Linked DNA regions of Homo sapiens: region 1 is linked to region 2. A link is a contact called in ENCODE Hi-C or POLR2A ChIA-PET data. All regions are on one chromosome and are shown on one strand. The core of a region is the stretch at or near the end of the contact, and the rest is flanking DNA. Distances in the headings are between cores, read along the strand shown.

Region 1 (4,246 bases), core at 1,107-3,606, 39 kb before region 2:
GATGTTCTGTAGATCATTTATAATAAATTATGGCTTATTTAAGTTTAGCTGCAACAAACGATACGTTTCTATCCTTTCTGTTGCATTCACTACTAAATCTTACAATGTTACTTTTTATAATTGTTCTCCTTTTTTTCTGAAATAAAAAAATTAGAAAATAATTGAGTAGGCCATGGTTTACTTACTGCAGTATTATGTATATATTGCTGTTAATTAAATGTGCCTTGATAGTGGCAAATAGGAGTCATTCAACACTGGATCATTATGCTATTCGTCTTTTCATATTTTGATTTCATGCTTACAGCTATAGTTATAAGCAAAGGACGGAAGGACTCAATTGGTACCTTTCCATGGTGAGAATGGAATTAGAAAAAAGGAATTGGTCAAGTGGTCTAATAAGACAGTAAAGCTTGAGAGCATGATACAGCAATTTCCATGATAGGGAACCTGATGTTTGAATTGACAGGTTAGATTGTCCCATGGATAGTGCTAGAAACACATTGCCCAATTTAGAATTCTGTTTTTTAGTTTTCTTTTCTTTTTTTTTGGGACAGAGTTTTACTCTGTCTTCAAGCTGGAGTGCAGTGGCGCGATCTCAGCTCAGTGCAACCTCTGCCTCCCAGGTTCAAGCGATTCTTCTGCCTCAGCCCCCTGAGTAGCTGGGACTACAGGCGCCTGCCACCACACCTGACTAATTTTTGTGTTTTTAGTAGAGACGGGGTTTCACCATGTTGGCCAGGATGGTCTCGATCTCTTGACCTCGTGATCCACCCGCCTCGGCCTCCCAAAGTGCTTGGATTACAGGCATGAGCCACCGTGCCTGGCCTGTTTTTTAGTTTCCATTTTGTCCAGTCTATCTTTTGTTGTCCATTCTTTTATACATTTTTGTTCTTTTGATTAGGAAAGTTCAAGTTCTTCTGATCTGCATACAGTGATTTGTATTTCGTAAGGTGACTTTGCATAGATCTCATTTCATCTTCTGAGGTGTGTTTTTGGCCAAGCTGACTGCTGAGGCATTCTATTGTTGCTCCAGGGTACTGCTTCTCTGGTACTTCCTTCAGAGACCATTTGTGTTGGTGAGAAAGCCTATGGTTTGTTTTTTTCCTGCCCTTGACACCTTAACATATCCTTCTCTCTGTTCTTGAATTCTTGAGTCTCTTCTGTCCCGGATCCCATTATTTATCACTGCGTGAAGAACCTGCTCCCTTAGGAACCACCCTCCCATCTCTACTTTTTCTAGCCTTTCCTACATTCCATTTTCCCATGGGTTTTCTCTGTCATCTGTCTTAAGTTGGAAAAAAGTTTCATATGATTCTTTCCCATTTCCCCTGTATTCCTTTTCATTATACCCTCATTCCTTGAACAGAATTGTTATTGTTTTGTTTTTCCATCCACACCCCTATAATGCAACCTTCCTGTGTAAATTTTAGGCTTAAGCTTTTCTATTCACATACTTTTATGCTGAGGCTTGGATTTTTATTTGGGCTGTTAGATGCCCATTTTGACATTGACATTAGGGGTTTCAAACCATCCTTAAAAGGTTAGATGTGACTTGCAATGTTATTGAACAATTTGATGATCCGGGATATTATGGCTCTATGAAATCTCCATGGTTCTTGGAGCTAGCTTGTTTTTATTCTGGGAAGAATTTTCTAGCTCCCCAGCTTACGGCCTGAATGGTTAGAGTCCAGCCAGTGCTGTTTGACTTTATAGTTCAAAGGGGGTCATTTCTGTGGTCACTATCCTATTTAACAGTCATGTCATGGTATGTCAAGGTAGGTCATCATACAAATAATCTGCATTCTGTTTTGACTGTTTTATTTTTAAAAATAATATCTCCTCCTTTTAAACTTTAAAAAATTTAGTAAAGTTTAGTAAACTTTCAAAAATTTAGTAAAAAATGTAGTAAAAATTCACTTCCTTCATTATGCTTTTTGAAATCTGGCTTTTTTTCTCATTCTTCCCCTATTAATGGTTCTTAAAAAAAAAAAAAAATCGCTGTTGACCTAACCAAATTAGAGTGTCTCAGTCTTCATGCACTTCCACCTTCTTGCTGCATTTGACTGCATTGATACTTCTTTTTTGATGTTCTTTCTTTGAATTTCATACATGGTTAGTTGAACCACTTCTCTGGCTCTTTTTCTTCTTGCCTCATAACTCTAGGTAATCATCAAGACTTGCCTTTCCTTTCCTGTGGTCTCTTGAAGGGCGTTCGTCTTAAAGCTTTAGCCATTGCCTTTCTCCTAGTAACTCTGTGCATGATGTCTCTGCAGAACTTTAGTTCCTTGTCTAGAGCTGCCTACATGAAAGCTCTTTTGGGGTTTTTTTCTGCCATTCTTCAAAATCAGTGTTGAAACCAAAAAACTTCCCCTTTTGACTTCCTTATTCTGTTGGTAACACTGCCATTCACCAGACTTGCATTTCTTATGCTTTAGATATAGGGCTGTCTTAGTCTGTTCAGGCTACAATAATTAAAATACCTTAGACATGGCCAGGCATCATGCCTGTAATTCCAGCACTTTAGGAAGCCAAGGAGGGAGGGTTGCATGAGCCAGGAGTTTGAGACCAGCTTGGGCAACATAGTGAGACTCGGTCTCTATTAAAAGAAAAAGCCCAGCAACCTTGGATTAGGTAATTTATAAACAACAGAAATTTATTTTTCACAGTTCTAGGCACCAGGAGGTTCAGTGTCTGGTGAGGGCTCTCTGCTTCATAGATGATGTTTTCTAGCTGTGTCCTCACATGGTGGAAGGGGCCAGCAGGCTCGCTCTAGCCTCTTTTATAAGAGCACTAATCCCATCCATGAGGGCTCTGCCCTAGTGACCTAATCACTTTCCAGTGGCCCCACCTCTTAATGTCAACACACTGGGGATTAGATTTCAACATACAATTTTGAGGAGAAACATTCACACCATAGCAGGGGCCAATAGGGAAAAAAATGGAACAGAAATTGAGTTAATTTATCTTTGAAAGTGAGGACCCTGTCCTGTGCCTTTTGTAGTTTCAGCACCCAAGACAGGTATTCAATGAATGTTTCTTAAACTGAGCATTACAGTGATTCTTGGGTTCACTCTTTCCTCTAGTTTTTACTCAGACCAGACCCTCATTAGTACACATCTTTTTTACTGCAATACCTCATTGTTTTTTAGCAATCATTTTTCCTTGCTTCTATGCACATTGTACATTACTGCCAGGAGAATTTTTCTAAAACATTACTTTTATGTAGTGAAGAGCCATTATTACTTACGGATTCAATTAAAACTAGTTAGTCTGGCATTCCAGGTTTTGAGCCAGCTAGTTCCATATACCTATTTTATGTTATGTTTTTCTCACATAAATTCATTATAGCTAGTTAGAACAGTCTTTTTATTATTCTCTCGTAGTAACATAGTTATTTCTACTTATACCTTTGCCCCAGCTGTTCTTCCAGTACAGAATTTCCCAGCCATCCTCTCATTTTTTTGCCAGTACAAATCCTGTACTTCTTAGCTAAAGACCTAACACGTAGCCCAGAACGTTGGCCTTTAGTAGGCACTCTTGACTGTTGAGTAAATGGGGACCTGTATTCTCAATGAGCTTTTCTAACCAGCTTCACATGATATTCTCCTTCATGTCCACATACTCCACAGGCCTGTTTATTAACTTACATTTCTCATATCTTATTTCAAGTTTAATAAATGATTAATTCATTGAATAAAATCTGGCATATGAGTGCCTTAGCATATACTGTGAAATGTATTTGAAATGGCTTCAAAAGCATTATTGTTCTCTTTATTTCTACCTTAATTGTAAAAGTGCTTTTAAATTAAGCCTTTAACATAAGTGAATCATTGGATCTAATCAAATGATTTCAGCACATGCTCTGTGCAATTACATTTGTGCAGCTTAGCTGAAACTATGGCAACAGAGTGAAAAATGCATTTTTACCGATCATTTTCCTCCATAGGAGTGGGAAGTTCCAAGTTAAACATCTCACAACTTTAAAAAATTATTATACAAATTATACTTACAATAGCATTGCTTAGAAAGTTAGGAAGCCATTTATCAATCATAGGTTTGTGGCTGAAATCCTGGAAGACCATGCCAAGGGTTAACAATAGTTACCTTTGAGTGTTGGGATTATGGGAGATTTTTAAGGTCTGCTTTAGGCCTATTTTTTCAAAAAACAGTGAACCTGGATAATTTTATGAAGAAAACAACAACAAAGTTATTTAAATCTGAAGGAAAAGACAATTTTCCTTTTATC
Region 2 (4,653 bases), core at 950-3,449:
GGGTCTATTTGATTTTTTTCTGTTTGGTTTGTTAAGTCATGTACCAGTACTATACTGTTTTAATTTATCAAGGTTTTACAATGTATTTTAATTCTTGGTAAGGTTAGTTGCCCTCTGCCCCTGATCTTTCATTGCCTTTATTTTTCAGAGCTTTTTGGAGGACTCTTCCTGTTGGTTTATTTTTCAGCATGAACTTTAGAATCACATTGTCTGGTTTTGGGGGGAAAAACCGTAAGGTATTTTCACTGGAATTGCTGTAAATTAAAAAATTAATTTAGGGAGACTTGACATTTTTATGATATTGGTTATTCCAATTCAAGAACATGGTATGTTTGCTGATGTTGAAATCCTTCTAAGACCTTCAGGTGTGTTTTAGCATTTACTTCCTAGCCATGTTTCTTAACTGAATCTTAGATATTCTGTCATCTGTTGCTTTTGTAAATGGGGTCTTCTCTTCCACCATACCTTCTAGCTGAAAGCTATTACTTTTATATATTAGTTCTATATCCTGCTATCTTACTACATTTTCCTACCTTCCCACATTGCTCATGTCTTGCCCAGTTCCTTCTTAGCCTGCCCTGAACCATGTTGTTTGGTGTATATGGGTTTTCTTTCTCTCAGTTTTGCTGAAGGAGTAGGTCATGGAGGTTTACAGCTTTTCTTGCTGTTTTTAAAGATGTTTTAGGAGCAGATGTGGAGATTCATGTCTAGGCTGCCATCATGTGCCTACTAGTATTTATGGCTCACTGTAGACTTCTTGATGGGGCTTGTTCCATTGGGATTAAATTCGCCTTGTTTGCACAGGCTTCTCCAAATGATAAGATTATTACAATGTTAGTATTATCTTGCCATTTGCTTACCTGTGACATTTTGCTTTTAGTAACCAGATACGGAATAGACTAGCATTTCTACTTGAACTGAGTATGTGTGATTGTTTCCTACAATATGCTGTATTTACTGGTAGTTGCCTTCTCTTTATTTATATTGTATCTGTCATCTTGTAAATCAGGCATCAGGACTTTGACCAGTGAAGGGCTAGATGGTAAATATTTTAGGCTTTGCAAGCCTTAAGGTCTCTTTGACCATAGGCAGTAGTGAATAAATAGGCATGGTAGGGTTCCAATAATTTTTTTTTCTTTTTGAGATGGAGTTCACTGTCGCCTAGGCTGGAGTGCAGTGGCGTGATCTCGGCTCATTGCAACCTCTCCCTTCCAGGTTCAAGCGATTCTCCTGCCTCAGCCTCCCGAGTAGCTGGGTTTACAGGCATGTGCCACCTCACCTGGCTAATTTCTGTATTTTTAGTAGGGACAGGGTTTCACCATGCTGGCCAGGCTGGTCTTGAACTCCTGGCATCGGTAATCTGCTCGCCCTGGCCTCCCAAAGTGCTGGGATTCCAGGCATGAGCCACCGTGCCTGGCCCAAGTTCCAATAAAATTTTATTTACAAAAATGGTGGTGGACCAGATTTGGCCTCTGGTCTGTAATTTGTTGACCCCTGCTTTAAAGTTATCTATTGTTAAGTCACATTTCTGGTTTTTTTTTTTAATTCAACAACATTAATATCTTTTAAGCCTCTGATTTATAGCTAATGATATTGGATTTGGTGGATTTTTCCCTTTATATTTCTTTTACTTTTCCCAAATCTTGTAACGTGGAGATCATGTCTCCTTTTATAACTTTTTCTGTACCTGTGCATGGTTACAACAAGAGATATAAAAATATTTTTATCTGTTCTCTCTCTCTTAAAACTCATATTTATTTCAACTAACACTGAGAGGGAATTCTATGTGGAAAATAATCTGTAAAAATAATTTTTCTTTTGATGTTTTCTGGTTTCTGTTAGTGGTGATTTTGTTGAAACACCAGCTGATCTATGACTGTAATAAATTGTTACATTAATCAGAATTCACAAGATGTTAAATAAGCAAATCACCAAAGTGTTTGTAAAGGTAATGCCAAGGATCATTCCCAATAATGAATGCCATCCCAGCCTTGTAGACAGTTTTGTGATCATGAGTCATTCTTTCAATGGAGTTAAGAGGTATTTAAAAATTAAAGTTTCACTTTTGAGTATTGGTTTCATCTCAATAATTGTAAGGGTGAGCAATAATTGTAATTGCTGAGATGGTAACAGAATGGTTCATGATATATTACAGTCACTAGTATGACGAAACAGACAGTAACTGAAAACACTTCCTTGCTTTGAAGTAAATATGACTAATTCACAAGATTGATAAGATGTTCTTAGTCAGAACTTTGTAATGATTTTGATAAGCTGAAATGCATTTATAGAGTGTACTATTAGAATGTTGAGCTAAAACCAAACAAAAATAAACTGAGATGGTTTTGGCATGACATTAAAAAGAAATGACTTTCAGGTTTGTGTGGCATGTCACGTTAAGACTATATTTTAGATAGAAGATAAGAAAAGGGAGCTATCAAGAGAGATTTGGGTGGTCCAGAGGAGAAAGAGTAGGTAGAAATGAGAACAGGAGGTATGGGAGTTCATGGAAGTGAAGCATATCAGAAGGAAGAGGAAAATTTGTAGGAAAAAAAATAAAAAGAAGACCAAGTAACAGTGCAGAGAGAGAGAGAAAAAAAGAGAGAAGTGGTCTGAATCATAGGGGGCATGTGGGAATTAATAACAGCTCTTTGGAAGGTGCCACCATTTAAGAAGAAATATGAGAGAGAGAAATTCTAAGTAGGAGAATTTGAAATAGAAAGCTTAGATGTCTAGAGGTCAGCCAGAGTATTACTGGAAATAAGTAGGTGTTTGGGTGTTTGGAGAGTGAAAGCAGAACAGAATCTTTCCTTGAAAGCAGGAGATGTAGGATTTCTGTTAACTCTACGACTTCCCCTCCTACAAGCTGACTTCCATGCAATTGCACGAGCAAGACATAGCCTTAAAATAAGCTTGCTAGCCCTTTCTGTGGTTATCCTTTTGCATCTTAAATGGAAAATGGGCTATTTAGGCTGTAGTTTTTAGTAATACTTTAAAGCTTATGTAACCCAATGTCTCTGTGAATTTCACTTTCTCCATCTGCTAATAAAAGTGTATGAACTGCAGAACAATGGAGAGATTTCTGAGTTCAACGTTAAGTCAAATCAGATGTGCAAAGACGAGCAGCCTGAAACTGTGCAACAGTATGTACTTAGAAAGTCAGAATTTTGATGGAGAGCACGTGCTGTTTTACCCTAACGTTAATTCCATAAGGTATTAATTGTCAGAATGATATGAGTTGCTTAAGAATCTTGGAAATTTTGTAGAGATCTTCAGTTCAAATTCTCAGAATTAATTTACTGTTTTAAGAAACAAATTTACTGGTTTAAAGGCTATTTTTCTCTCCTCCATTCTCTACCTGCCTTTCCATATACATACAAACACACATACACACACACGGCTTGCTATTCTGAATCCAAGAAGGAAATATTATTTCATAATAACAAAGTGAAATCTACTTGCTACTGTTAAATATCTGCATAAATTATGTGTCATTGAAATGAAATATAAATTGTTTTCCTAATATGAAAGATGTGTGACCTAAATTAAAGGGCTATTATTCTGCTAAAATAAAAAGATTGTTTTGGTTATTAACTGTGTGATCTTGAACAAGACACTTAAGTTATAAGCATGATCTACAAGTTGCTAATATATCAGTTGTCTTTTTCTGCATAACTAACCCAAAATTCAGTGGGTTAACATAACCATTTTTGAGGGGCTCAATTTGGGCTGATCCATAGAGGCAGTTTTTGTGCTATTTTGCTGCCTTTGAAACACTCTTTTCCTTTTTGCCCTTTGCAAAGGGCATAAAGTTAAGTAATATGAGGACTGAAAAGTATTCATTGACTCTAGTAACAAGAGGTTATTTTTAGCTTTAAGTTATGGTGTTATCATGGAGGTAGAAGTTGTACTGTAGTATGTTAAGGAATGAATAGAGGCTGTGGTAGACTGAATAATGTCCTCCCAGAGATGCCCACATTCTAATCCCCCAGGACCTGTCAGTATGTTGAGCTACATGGTAAAGAAGAATTAAGATTACAGATGAAATTAAGACCACTAATCAGCTGACTCTAAAATTGAGAGATTATTCTGAATTATCTGGTGTGGGGCCAATGTAACCACAAGGGTCCTTACACAATAGGAAGAGGGAGGGAGGGAGGAGAGAGGAGGGTGAGAGGGAGATGTGTCTACAGAGAAGGTCAGGTGATGCAATGTGAGAAGTGACTCAGCTGCCATAGCTGCCTTTTAGGATGAGGGAAGGGACCAGAAGCCAAGGAATGTGGGTGGCCTGTATCTAGAAGCTAGAAAAGGCCAGGAAACAGATTTTTCCCTGGAGCCCCAGAAGAAACGCAGTCCTGCTGACACCTTGATTTTAGTCCAGTGATGTCCATGTCAGACTTCGAGTGTACAAAATTATAAAATAATAAATTCATAGTGTTTACGCCACTAAGTCTGTGGTAACTTCCTATAGCAGCAATATGAAGGGAACAGTGGGTAAGGAGCATCAGCCATGTAGACCACGCTTTAAAGAAGTTTGGCAGTAAAATAAAGAAGAAAGACAAGATGGGACACGTGGGATTTAGGGAGGATGGTAGTGTGTTTTAAAATGGGAGAAATTTTATGTTTTTGAATTTTCACATTATTTGTGTGATT

What was found. Hi-C counts contacts between places; a loop is a spot of excess contacts on that map. ChIA-PET counts read pairs that join two places held with the same protein, here RNA polymerase II (POLR2A). Pooled maps may share reads with other maps.
Region 1: a loop to region 2 is called in a map with no recorded cell type, with 5 times the contacts of the local background. The contact joins two enhancer-like sites. A Hi-C loop is called at or near these places in 3 of 37 single-sample maps with no recorded cell type and 10 of 50 pooled maps. POLR2A ChIA-PET finds 5 or more read pairs at or near these places in 3 of 52 experiments (OCI-LY7, activated CD4-positive, alpha-beta memory T cell and activated naive CD4-positive, alpha-beta T cell).

The regions. Positions count from the first base shown.
Region 1 is chr14:91,007,786-91,012,031 of GRCh38, reverse strand. The region is part of intron 1 of RPS6KA5 (ribosomal protein S6 kinase A5); the gene reads left to right. Among named protein-coding and RNA genes, the nearest start is that of RPS6KA5, 51 kb to the left of the region's middle. RefSeq lists enhancers at 2,174-2,383, 2,394-2,443. Within about 2 kb of position 2,356, at least 8 of the 41 ENCODE cell types and tissues checked have a DNase peak (open chromatin) inside an H3K27ac peak, as active enhancers do.
Region 2 is chr14:90,967,802-90,972,454 of GRCh38, reverse strand. All of the region lies in intron 3 of RPS6KA5 (ribosomal protein S6 kinase A5), which reads left to right. Among named protein-coding and RNA genes, the nearest start is that of RPS6KA5, 91 kb to the left of the region's middle. Within about 2 kb of position 2,199, at least 2 of the 41 ENCODE cell types and tissues checked have a DNase peak (open chromatin) inside an H3K27ac peak, as active enhancers do.